Regions from separate parts of the Homo sapiens genome. Here regions 1 and 3 are each linked to region 2. The links are chromatin contacts, found by Hi-C or POLR2A ChIA-PET in ENCODE. All regions are on one chromosome and are shown on one strand. The core of a region is the stretch at or near the end of the contact, and the rest is flanking DNA. Distances in the headings are between cores, read along the strand shown.

Region 1 (4,180 bases), core at 524-3,023, 5.5 Mb before region 2:
CCTAGGCTGCCCACAGCATACAATATAAAAACACTAGAACAAGCTTCTCTCTAAAAACTCAAAGAATTCTAAAAGTAACATTTCTATTACACATAGTTGGTCTTTGCATGTGTTAATGTACTGAGTGCTCACTAGGTGCCAAGTACTGCCAAATACTTTGCATCCAGAATGTAGGAGTTGCTCTTTTAATATAATGAATGGTAAAATCTAGTTAAAAAAAGGAAGGAGAGGAGAATTAACATACAATCCATCAATTCCACTTCTATGTATATGCCCCAAATAATTGAAAGCAGGGATTCAAGCATATACTTGCACATCAATGTTCACAGCAGCATTACTCACAATAGACAAAACAAGGCCAGGCACGGTGGCTCACACCTGTAATTCCAGCACTCTGGGAGGCCAAGGCAGGTGGATCACTTGAGGTCAGGAGTTCGAGACCACCCTGGCCAACATGGTGAAACCCATTCTCTACTAAAAATACAAAAATTGGCCGGGTGTGGTGGCGGGTGCCTGTAATCCCAGCTACTCGGGAGGCTGAGGCAGAATTGCTTGAACCCAGGAGGCAGAGATTGCAGTGAGCTGAGATAGTGCCACTGCACTCTAGCCTGGGCAGCAAGAGCAAAACTCCGTCTCAAAAAAAAAAAAGAAAATGTCGGGCTGAGCGAGGTGGCTCATGCCTGTAATCCTAGCACTTTGGGAGGCCAAGGCAGGCAGATCACTTGAGGCCAGGAGTTCAAGACCAGCCTGGGCAATATGGTGAGACCCTGTCTGTACTAAAAATACAAAAATTAGCCCGGTGTGGTGGCACCGGCATCTAATCACAGCTACTCAGGAGTGTGAGGCGCGAGAATCCCTTGAGCCCAGGAGGTGGAGGTTGCAGTGAGCTGAGATCGCGCCACTGCACTCCAACCTGGGTGACAGAGGGAGACTATCTCAAAAAAATATACATATATATATTATTCAGCCTTAGGAAAGAATCAAACTCTGACGCATGCTACAACATGGATGAACCTTGAGGACATTACGCTGAGATAAGCCAGACACAAAAGGACAAATGATGCCACTTATAAGAAGTTCTAGAATAGGCAACCTCATAAAGACAGAAAAGTACAACAGGGGTTACCAGGGGTTTGGGGAAGGGAAATGAGGAGTTACCGAGTAATGGACAGTTTCTGCTTGGGATGATTAAAAAGTTCTGGAAATGGATGGTGGTTAATGGTTGTACAACATGGTGAATGTACTTAATGCCACTGAATTATACACTTCTAAAAAGTACATTTTAAGTTAGGTCTATTTTGCTGCAATTTAAAGAAAAAAACATGGAGTGAGGGAGGAAACGCCTAGTCTTAGTTTTCCCCCATTGCCCAGCCAGCTGTGAGGTGGTGACTCGCCGGTGTGCTAATTGCCAGGCGGCGACAGAGGCAGCAGGAGCTCCACGGAGGATGCTGGCTCCGCAAACCCAAGGCCCACGGCGCCGGAAGGCCACAGCGCAGGCGCGACTCCGGCCTCCTTCCCGAGAGAAGGGGGGACCCTCCCCGCCCTCGTCCGACGAGCACCCGCGCCTGTTACCTGCAGCGCAGCCGGCGCGGTCCAGTGAAAGCGCCTCTTCAGCAGCCCGGAGACCTGGCAGGGAGAGAGGAAGATGACGGCGGGACGCAGGGTGGGCAGGGGTCGCGTGGGAATACAGGCCGCGCGCTGCTGCCTACCTCCCGAAGGGGTCTCCGCACCAAGCCAGACACCGCCGCCATCTTGGTCGTGTCCTCTATCCGCTGCCAAACGACAACAGAGGGGCCGGCAGACGTGAGCAGGCCCCGCCTCCACCGGCGCGGGCCAATGGCAAGGCGCGCCGGCTGCGTGACCCGCCCACCCGCCCACCGGGTGAGGGGCCGCGGGGCCGGGCTGAGGTGGCGTGTGGGTGGCCGTGCCCCTCTGCCTGGAGCCGCCTCAAATCAACTTTATTGACAGTAGGCGGTGACCGACAGGCGGGGTGCACGCTGGGCACACGTGCCTGGTCGGTGTTACTTGAAGCGTGGGGACTAGAAGTCAGACCCTGAGGAGCATGATCTCTGGAAGCTGGAGAGACCTTAAGAGTTAGGCCAACCTGTTGTGGGTGCTGGAATCCTTTGGGCACCAAGAAGTGCTTGCACACGCTCTACTGATGGGGAACTTAACACTTCATGAGTGAGTCTAGTCTTCCCTGGACAGTGCTGTCTGTTGATTCCTTATAATGCACATCATAGCTTTCATTGATTGCATTAAGCACCTACTGTGAGCCAAGCATTGAGATATGTGCTGTATAGCTCATTCTCACAGTACCCCACTTGGGTAATTAGTGTTATTATTATCTCCATTTTGAAGACGGTTAAACTGAAGCAGAAATTGATTAAATGAGCCGATATTTTAATTTAGGACTGTCTTGACTCTAAAGCATGGTCTTTTTCCCACTGCTTCCTAAAGCAGAAGTGGATTCCTGCTTGGGGGAAGGTTACAACAACTTTAGAGAAGGGCGGCCCTATGGATGTAGCAGGACAAGCCGCAGACGAAACTCCTCAGACACCGAGTTAAAGAAGGAAGGGGTTTATTCGGCCAGGGGCATGGGCAAGACTCTTGTCTCAAGAGCCGAGCTCCCTGAATGGGCAATTCCTGTCCCTTTTAAGGGCTCACAGCTCTAAGGAGGTGTGCGTGAGAGGGTCATGATTGATTGAGCAAGCAGGGGGTATGTGACTAGGGGCTGCAAGCACCGGTAATTAGACTGGAACAGGATAGGGATTTTCACAGTGCTTTTCTATACAATGTCTGTAATCTATAGTTAACATAACCGATTAGGTCGGGGTCGATCTTTACCAGGCCCAGGGTGTGGCACCAGGCTGTCTGTTTGTGGATTTCATTTCTGCCTTTTAGTTTTTACTTTTTCTTTCTTTGGAGGCAGAAATTGGGCATAAGACAATATGAGGGGTGGTCTCCTCCCTTATGGGGAGGTGCCAAACACTTGGCCATAGGGACAACCTCTGGAAGCTCATTAGTCTTAATTTGGCCCTTGGGGGTCAGATGGGACAATTGAGCACCCAGTCTCCACCCATCCCCAAGACATTCCAAACATTCCCTTCTATGGATCACAGCTGCAGGCTGCCAAATTAGGAATTTGCAACTTCCAGTAGGTTGCTGACTGGGAATGGGAGGGGGTGGAGGCAAAGGCAGAACAGGCGGATGCTGGGAAGTCTGTGGCAGCAACAGAGGCAGACTAGGAGGCAACTTCCAGATGGAGAGGAGGGGGACAGTTTTGAGATCTATTTGGGCTAGAATCAATAGGAATGCTGTAAGTGCTAGGGAAGAGCAGAGGAAAATTTTGGATTTTTGTCATTGCTGGATGGATAGATGGGGTAAGGGAGGAGCCTGGGGCAGTGTAAGTGCCAGGAGCTGGGGAAGTAAGAGTGTATTTTTGTTTATTTTTTGAGATGGAGTTTCACTCTGTCACCCAGGCTGAAGTGCAGTGGGCCTCACTGCAACCTCTGCCTCCCAGGTTCAAGCTATTCCCCTGCTTCAGCCTCCCGAGTAGCTGGGATTACAGGCACCTGCCACCATGCCCGGCTAATTTTTTTTATTTTTAGTAGAGATGAGTTTTCACTATGTTGACCAGGCTGATGTTGAACTCTTGACCTCAAGTGATCCACCCGCCTCAGCCTCCCAAAGTGCTGGGATTACAGGCATGAGCCACTGCAGCCAGCCTTTATTCTTTAGATGACTGGGACATACCCAGGTTGCCTGGAGCCTAGGGCCTAGTCAGGGCTAAAGGTAGAAATTTGGGGACAGCTGCATAGAGATGACATTTACTCTCTGGGACTGTTTCATCTGTAAAATGGATAGAAGATCTTCAAGATATGGAATCAACACCTTCTGAGTCTCCCTCACCTGCCACCATCGTCTAGTCCCAACTGTCCCTGCCAGGGCCTCAGGAATGGCCAGCACTTCCTAGACTGCCACAGCATCCCTGAGAAACTCCTGAACTTGAGATTTCAGCCCCCAAAAGTTTGTGGGTGGTGCTCAGAATGAAAAAGTGAATCAGTCCTTCCCACCTTTCCCACAACCTAGCACCAAAAGATTTCAGGATCAGATTTGCCAAGCAAAAGGAGATGTTACAGGAAAGCAGTCCCGATCGAGATCCCAAGAGAGAGTTCTT
Region 2 (4,173 bases), core at 654-3,153:
TGTAAGAGGCCCTGTAACCCAGATCTGTCTAATTACTCCACAGCTCACATGCTTAACCATTCTGCTGTTCCGAGCCCTTTCCAGAATGTACATGGCTTTTCATGAGCTTGAGCAGGTCACCCTAACCTTTGTTTTTCTTATCCTTGTCTAGAAATACTGACCTTTACCAAAAGCCATTTTTTTTAAGTAAAAATATCAGAGCCTTTTCTTGCTGTGCCTTACAACAGTCGGTGTGTTGTATTTAGTTGTTCTTTTATAACATTTTTTCTTTGAGGGGGAGGGGAAGTATCTACAGTTTGCATTAGAAGTAATGGGCTTTTTAAAAAAAGATTAAATGAAAGCTAAGGTTGCAGCAGATAGCAAACACAATCATCTGGGATTTGTGCCATTAAAAAAAATTCCTTTAGAAAGGGAGAAGTGAAATTTCACTATTTAAATAGCATTTCAGTGCAAGATTGCTTTTAATCACATTGTTGTTGAAAGTTTTTATTGCAGTATTTCTAATAAATGTGCCCCTCTGATTATTAAAGTATTTTTTGATTGAAGTTCTAAGAAAAAGAAGCCTGTTAGTAGACTTAGCAGTTGGAGTTACTGTACTTTTGAGAAAAAGGCAGAGGGTTACATTTATATTCATCTTGTACAGCAGGGATTATAATAAATGAGCAGAAGAAGGAGAACGATTTTTGCATTTCACCCACTCATAACGTAAAACTAGATTAAGTATTCTTGTTCTTCTTTGTAATAAAGACCCTGCTAGCATGAAATGTTTTTTTCTCTTATATGTAAGCATATGGCAAGGAAAAAGCACTAGTTCATTATCAATTAGATTCACAATCTTAAAACAGAAACTATTTCCCTCCCAGGTTATACAGATGTTTTCCATAATCCTGAACTCCAGTCATGCAACAGAAAAAAAGGTAATGCTTTTAACCAGTGGTCCCCAGGCTTTATATTTCAAACAAGAAAGTTTCAGAAATAATTTGGGGACTCCAGACATACGGTTGTTGGCAATTTATATGTACTTCCCCTCAAAAAAGTATGAGAACATTGTTTTGGAATAAAGGACAGTCCTTTAATTGTGAAAAAGCACTGTGGTCTTCGCAGAGAAGAGTATCTATTTTGGTGTTTGAGTACCATAGCTTTAAATCATTATTTCCAAAAGCGTGTTCCAGGGAACCCTGTTTCTGTGTGCTCTTGGTTGGTGTTATGCAGAAAAGAGGTTCCATATGGCAAGTTTGCAGAAGTTAGCTTTACACAGAGACAGTTCTGGGAACCCCAGTTCTAGAATTAAGCCTGGGCTCAAATCTAAGATCTAGTAGGTGAGCAATTTGAAGGAAACCGCATAGCTTTACTGAGCCTCACTTGACTCAGGTATAAAATGAGAATAATGCTAGTAACTAATAGGGGTTGGGAGAATTAAATGATATAATGCAGGTTATCAGTAATGAAAGCACAGTGTCACAAGCACGCCTTTAATCAAGTCATCAGCCAGGACTGTCAGAGGAGCAGCAGAAAGTGAAATGCCAGTTTTGCTTTAGCACACAAGGTGTAGGCAGTGAGAGGAAACTCTGGCATGACAGAGTGTAGCAAATGAACCGCAGTTTTTTTCTTTTTCTTTTTTTTTCTTTTTTATTCTTTTGAAACAGGGTCTTGCTGTATTGCCCAGGCTATAGTGCAGTGGCATGATCCATGGCTCACTGCAGGCTTGACTTCACTTCCTGGTCTCAAGCAATCCTCCCATCTCAGCCTCCTGAGTAGCTGGGGCCACAGGTGCACACTACCATGCCCGGCTAATTTTTGTATTTTGTTTGTAGAGACGGGGTTTCACCATGTTGCCCAGGCTGGTCTCAAACTCTGGAGCTCAAGAAATCCTCCCACCTCAGCCTCCCGGAGTGTTGGAATTATAGGCATGAGCAATCATGCCCAAACCTCAGTTTCATGCCTTCTTGGACTCTAGTAAAAATGGGAAGTGGGAGGTGACATTTCTTAGTTCCTCCTTTAGCCACCTCTTTGACTTGCAGAGAGAAGCATGATGTGGGTATTTACTTTTTCCTGCTTATGCAGAGTTGTACTTGCTCATCTTCTGGAAGCCTGTAGTTTGTGCTTCTTTATGCTGCTGCTTGTAATGTTTTTCAAACCCCCTTTTTTCTGGGCAAAAAAGGTAAATTATAGGCAATGTAATAAAGTCATCATGAAGGTGGGGAGTGGATCAGAAAGATAAATGAGGATCCTACTTACATGATTTTTTTAATGTGTGGTGATAGTCATGGGGGTTTTCTGCCTGTAGAGGGAATTTAGAAAATTGCCTTTTCAGTTCTTGGAAATTTCCAATTTAACTTAGCAGTTCTTCACTTAAATTACCTTGTTCTTTTTGGAAACTATATAGGAAGATTGGTTTTAATGGAAAAAATTATTACAGAAGTTAATACATGCTCACTGTAAAGATTTTACTAATAATAGAAGTATGGAACACAGAAGCCATCATTCTGTGTAATCCCACTCTGGGCCAATTTTGTATTTTCAGTTACAGGATTTGGACTTAGGGCAAATCACACTCGATCAAGGACACCTATGTAACTACTTTGGGCAGTTACTGGTAAGCAAAACTGAAACTTGCCAACCTGGTCATTTCACTTTCTGACCAGTTTCAGACCGTGTCCTTTAGTAGGCCTCAGTGTATTTTGTTTATTTTGTGATTACTGCCTTGAGAATCCTCTGACTGTTTTGCCTTAACTTCACTCATTTAGCTTTTATCCCATGTTCTCTGGGCCTCATGCTAGGCTAGATAAAGTCTGAGGATACAACTCCACAGAAGGTGAGAAAGCACAGTCCTAACTCCCAAGTCAGGCAGTTGGTCAGCAGATACTTAAGTGCCAGGTTTTCTGATGGGTGTTAGGGATAGAGTGACACAAATCAGATGGAGCCCCAGCCCTCTAGGGAAGTGAGATACAGTAAATACACAAATATTTCCAAGGACTGTTGAATGCTGTGAAGTCAAAAGTAGGGTAATGAGTTGGGGTTAGGGGGATTCTAACTAACATGATCAAGGAAGACTTTTCTAAGCATTTAACATTTGAGCTGAGACCAGAATGCCGAGAAAGAAGTAGCCACAGGCTGGGCGTGGTGGCTCACACTTGTAATCCTAGCACTTTGGGAGACTGAGGCGGGAGGATCACTTGAGTTTAGGAGTTTGAGACCAGCTTGGCAACATAGTGAGACCCCATCTCTACAAAAAAAATTAGCTGGTCATGGTGACCTGTAATCCCAGCTACTCAGGAGGCTGAGGTGGGAGGATCACTTGTGCCCAGGAGGTCGAGGCTGCAGTGAGCTGTGATTGCGCATACTGGACTCCAGCCTGGGCAACAGAGCAAGACCCTGTCACAAAAAGTAAAAAAGAAAGAAGCAGCCATCAGATCATCTGGAAGGGGCACTCTGAGAAGGGAAGGGGGAGGAATGTAGGGAAATAATGCTGACAAGGTTAGACTGTAGAGGCCAAGGAAAGGAATTTGGATTTAAGTGTAATGAAAGTTGGGGGGATAGTTGGTGGTTAGGGGTAGCTTCAGCAAGGGAATGATCTAATTCATGTTAAGATCACTGGCTAATATGTGGAGGGACTGGCTGACCAGGTTAGAGGTAATAGTGGCTTGGACTTTGCTAATGGCAGTGGTAATGCAGAGAGGTTATCCTGTTCAGGATACGTTTGGAGGTGGAGTTTACATGATTTGATGAAAAATTGGATGTGGATGAGGGAGAAATATAAGAATTGGGATTTGGGGCTTGAGCAACTGAATGGTACCACTTAATGAACTGAGGAATGCTGGCGAATGTGGGAGACTTAGGGTCAGCAGCTCTGATTTTGGCCACACTGCTTTTGACGTACTTAGTGGGCATTCATGTGCGGCTGTGGTGTCAGCAGTTGAATACACAATCTGGAGCATGGTGGAGCAGTCTGGGGTGGAGACTGGGTCAGTCTGTATCCTCAACATACAGAGGACATGGAAAGTCGTGGGACCTAGGTTTGTTTCCTAATATAGGAGTGTCAATAAAGAATCCATTAGGGCCAAGGGCTGAGCCTTGGGTCCCTCCACAGTGAGGTGGTGGGTGGGCGAGGAGGACTCTTCAGTGAGGCAGTAAGGAAACCAGATGAGTGTGATGGTGGTGAATCTGGGAAGA
Region 3 (4,111 bases), core at 235-2,734, 6.3 Mb before region 2:
AGAATCTCTTGAACCCGGGAGGTGGAGGTTGCAGTGAGCCGAGATTGCGCCACTGCACTCCAGCCTGGGTGACAAGAGCAAAACTCCGTCTGCAAAAAAAAAAAAGGAAGAGAAAAATAAAACCTCCTCCGGTAGAAAACAAGCTAATGAACCAACAAGTTTCAACGTTCAAAGTTAGAGGGGCTTCTTTCAGCGTTATTCTAGTCCATGGAGCTCAGCTGTGATGTAGACTGCTTACAGTAACCGGGAGCGGTTGCTTACTTCAGCCAACTGACAGCCCTTCTCCCTCAGCTGAGCAAAAACACGCCCCCTAAAAAGTAGTTTTTAAAAAGTCAACTTTCTAAAAAGAAATTTTAAAAAAATTGTAGTTACTATTTAACAAGACTACCATAAAATTCAGCGTCATGATGTTCAGTTACTTGAAAATTTATCAGGTATTTTTTAAAAATTCGTTTCTAAAATTTTTTTGCATTAGACCTTAGACCGCCTAAAAATAAGCTTAAAAACCTAGGAGAATAAACCAAACACATTTAAAGTTTTTGAAAATAGTCAAAGAAATAGAAGATAAGCTCAGTTTTCGGAGAATGAGATTAACAAGGAGCGAAAAACTTGAAACGGAATCCAGCGCAAGGCCAAGTTTAGCAAAGTGAGCGCTGAAGGACTCCAGACTCTTCGGAAACCTTGGGTGCTCCCTGGCCACCGCAACTTCCTGCCCCGGGCGGCTCCAGGCTCCGGGTGGCCGCTGGCTTACATACCAATGGAGTATGCAGGGACTGTACACGAAACGCAGAAGGGGAGGGAAAAGGCTGGAGTTGCTCTGCCTCCCTCCTGACCGCTGTCCACACCCGGGCAAGAAGGTATGCAGATCGCACCCCCAGAAAGGGCCTCGCCAAGTGTTTGCTTCCCAGAGTTGGCTTTCCCCACATCTCTGCCCAATGTTGTCCAGCTTTCAATAAGATCAAGGAGAAAAAGCCGAGTCCAGAAAGAAATCTTGCCCGAAGCCCTGTCCCTGTCTCGTCTGGCGACAGATCGGGGGCGGGGGGGATCGCTCACCCTCCGCTCCATTGTTCCCCCTTAAGAATTCCTTCCGACCCCCGACCCGGCGCCCCTCCCCCACCACAGCGGGCGGAGGAAAAAAACAGGCCCAGAGGCCACCCCAATTGTGGAGACCCTGCCTTTCCCAGGTCCCGCCTGACTCGCAGCCCCTCACTCACCCATCAAAATGCGCATCTGCTTCTTGCCAAATAGTCGGGAGAAGAGGGAGGAGATAGTGAGGCCCATGGCGGTAGTGGCACTTGTGATGGGCAGAAGCAGAAGGGGTTTGGGGCGACCCCGTGCTTTCTCCTTTCAAGCTCCCAGGCAAACTAAACGAGAGGGAAGAGAAAGAGCGGAGGAAGAAAGAGGGAGGCAGAAACGTCTCAGTGGCCCCTGTGCCGATGAAGATCCGGCACAGGAATAAGCCGGTAGAGGACCTGCTAGGCGACTGGCGCGGCAGCTCCGGCTCTAGCCTTTAGGCTCTGGCTGTGCCACGTCACGCGGCGGCCGCGGCGACTCCAGCAGCGGCCCGGCCCCTCCAACGCGGACAGAATCGCGTCACCGCCGCCCCATCCCCCTGCGCTTCCGGTGCGCCCGAGCCACTGCGCTTGCGCCTGCAGGGGATTGGCCAGTTTCGCTGACGAGCATCTCTCGACGGCGCCACCGCCCGGACGTGGCCCCAGGAGCCGGGAGAGGCCGGCTGAGGCACATGCGTACTGGGAGACGGACAAAGTCCCACAATACCTCGCTTCGTCACTGCCAAATCAGACTCAGGGTGAGACGCTTCCGCCCGGATGAAGGTATTGTCGGGGTGATAGTCCTTGCTTCCGGAAAGGCGAGCTGAGCATTATGGGTTAGGTGAGGAACCTCGCCCTCTTCTATTACGGTACGCGCGATGGGTATTCCCTGATGCCATGAACTTACACGTTTCACACACGGGACCAGACGCTTGCTTTAGTTGACGCATGAAGACCGGTCCGGTCTTTTGCGGAGAAAAGTGGTTAAAAGCTGACTTGTGGGCCGAGAAACTGTGGCACCCTAATGAGCTAGGGCTAGACGCTTCGACCACCACGCCAAGTGATTCTGAAGATCTCTAATTCTGTCAAGGCGAGAGCGCTCCAACACGTGTTCATCGGCTGTTGCTTTTTAAAGAGAAGGCAAGGAGGAAGTCTTGCTTTTCTTGTACTTTTTTTCCTAGAAGCAGCATTAAAGATTTACTCCTTATGTTGAGGAAGCGGAAAGCCTCTTCACTTTAAAAGTGTTTATGATCGGGCCTGGCGCGGTGACTCACCGCGCCCGGCCTGCTACACCTTTTAAAATTCACAGCAATGATAAATGTATTAGACTCATTGCCAGGATAAAGATTTAATCTATTTTTCTAGTAGTGCCGTCCTATGTGGTTCTGTAGTTGCTTATTCCAACTGGTATATTTCCATAGGATGGGGTTGAATAAGAAAAACTTGCAAACTTTCAGAAACAGTAAGTTATTTTTATATTTTTGAAGGCTTGCTGAGTAACGCTTCTCTTGGTAGCACTACCTTATCTACCCTTCAGAGACTGTTATTTCTTAGGAGTGGCCCTGGGCAATTAAAAGCAAAAACTTCTGGCCGGGCATAGTGGCTCATGCCTGTAATCCCAGCACTTTGGGAGGCCGAGGCGGGCAGATTACGAGGTCAGGAGATCGAGACCATCCTGGCTAACACGGTGAAACCCAGTCTCTACTAAAAATAGAATAAATTAACCGGGCGTGGTGGCGGGTGCCTATACTCCCAGCTACTCCGGAGGCTGAGGCAGAAGAATGGCGTGAACCCGGGAGGCGGAGGTTGCAGTGAGCGGAGATCGCGCCCCTGCACTCCAGCCTGGGCGACAGAGCGAGACTGTCTTAAAAAAACAAACAACAACAACAAAAAAACCCCAAAAACTTCTTTACTCAGAAGTACCCTCCTTTGCATTGGAGATACATGTAAAGAGTTGCTTAGCAGTTGAATAACTCAAAATTGCATTTTGGAAGCTTGCTAAGTGACAAGACCTTCTTGTATCCTTTTGTGAACCCCCAAAATATGAGACAGGCCTCAGTTAATTTAGAAAGTTAATTTTGCCAAAGTTGAGGACACGCGTCCATGACATAGCCTCAGGAGGTCTTGTAGACATGTGCCCAAGGTGATCAGAGCACGGTTTGGTTTTATACATTCTAGGGAGAAATGAGACATCAATCAATATATGTAAGATGAACATTGGTTCATTCTGGAAAGACTGGACAACTCAAAGCAAAGGCAGGAAGACTCTGAGTGGGGAGGGAGCTTCCAGGGCATAGATAGATAAGAGACAAATGGTTGCATTCCTTTGAGTTTCTGATTAGCCTCTCCAAAGGAGGCAGTCAGATATGCGTTTATCTCAGTGAGCAGAGGGGTGACTTTTTAAAGAATGGGAGGCAGGTTGGCCCTAAGCAGTTCCCAGCTTGACTTTTCTCTTTAGCTTAGTGAGGTGGAGGCCCCAAGATTTATTTTCCTTTCACACTTTAGGCCTTATGTCTGTTTTTAGTTTTATATAGTAGAATTCCTTAAAACAATCTTCAACTAATTCTTAGGGTCTTCTTAAATTCAAAAGACAAACCGTATGAGCCCTCCTCCCTGTAACTTATTCCAAATCTTAATCCATGTTTTCTGTTTAGTTATGCAAAATAAATCGAAAGAATTCTGTTCTCCATCTCTAGCCTCCAAAACCTGAACCAAAACAAAAGTTGTCAAAACAGATTTTTCAGTAAGAATACACTACACATCAAGTGGCTAATGTAAATTACAAAACAGGATGTTAATGGCAGACTGTAATATCTCTATTGTACAGATAAAAATAATCAGGGTCAGAGAGATTAAATATTCTGCCCAAGGTCACACAGCTAAAAGCAGTGGAACAGCTATAAGAACCCATTTCTTCTGGTATTAACTGGTATTTACACTCTTTTTTTTTTTTTTTTTTTAATAAATAAGTGGATTCTGGCTATGTTGCCCAGGCCTGTCTGGAACTCCTGGGCCCAAGCAATCCTTCCACCTCAGCCTCCAAAGTGTTGGGATTACAG

Evidence for each region. A loop is a pair of places that touch in the nucleus more often than their neighbours do. ChIA-PET counts read pairs that join two places held with the same protein, here RNA polymerase II (POLR2A). Pooled maps may share reads with other maps.
Region 1: a loop to region 2 is called in a pooled map, with 2.3 times the contacts of the local background. The contact joins the promoter of PDHB here to the enhancer-like site in region 2. A Hi-C loop is called at or near these places in 5 of 50 pooled maps.
Region 3: a map with no recorded cell type shows a loop between it and region 2 (19-fold over the local background). The contact joins the promoter of ARF4 here to the enhancer-like site in region 2. A Hi-C loop is called at or near these places in 1 of 37 single-sample maps with no recorded cell type and 10 of 50 pooled maps. POLR2A ChIA-PET finds 5 or more read pairs at or near these places in 1 of 52 experiments (OCI-LY7).

What each region holds. Positions count from the first base shown.
Region 1 is chr3:58,432,059-58,436,238 of GRCh38, forward strand. PDHB (pyruvate dehydrogenase E1 subunit beta) reads right to left here and starts at 1,774. Exons shown (of 10, transcript NM_000925.4): 1 at 1,710-1,774; 2 at 1,573-1,626. The coding sequence starts at 1,751. LOC107986092 (a long non-coding RNA gene) reads left to right here and starts at 1,537. Exons shown (of 4, transcript XR_007095933.1): 1 at 1,537-2,184. RefSeq lists enhancers at 1,530-1,749, 2,792-3,401 and a silencer at 1,810-2,049.
Region 2 is chr3:63,920,413-63,924,585 of GRCh38, forward strand. All of the region lies in intron 4 of ATXN7 (ataxin 7), which reads left to right. Among named protein-coding and RNA genes, the nearest start is that of ATXN7, 59 kb to the left of the region's middle. RefSeq lists an enhancer at 1,589-1,688. Within about 2 kb of position 1,904, at least 4 of the 41 ENCODE cell types and tissues checked have a DNase peak (open chromatin) inside an H3K27ac peak, as active enhancers do; they include OCI-LY7, where a contact is called at or near this core.
Region 3 is chr3:57,595,860-57,599,970 of GRCh38, forward strand. It overlaps ARF4 (ARF GTPase 4), which reads right to left and starts at 1,485. Exons shown (of 6, transcript NM_001660.4): 1 at 1,215-1,485. The coding sequence starts at 1,281. ARF4-AS1 (ARF4 antisense RNA 1) reads left to right here and starts at 1,930. Exons shown (of 2, transcript NR_132370.1): 1 at 1,930-2,192. It also overlaps a transcript of PDE12 not described here. RefSeq lists enhancers at 889-938, 959-1,108, 1,022-2,221, 1,097-1,802, 1,139-1,188 and 4 more.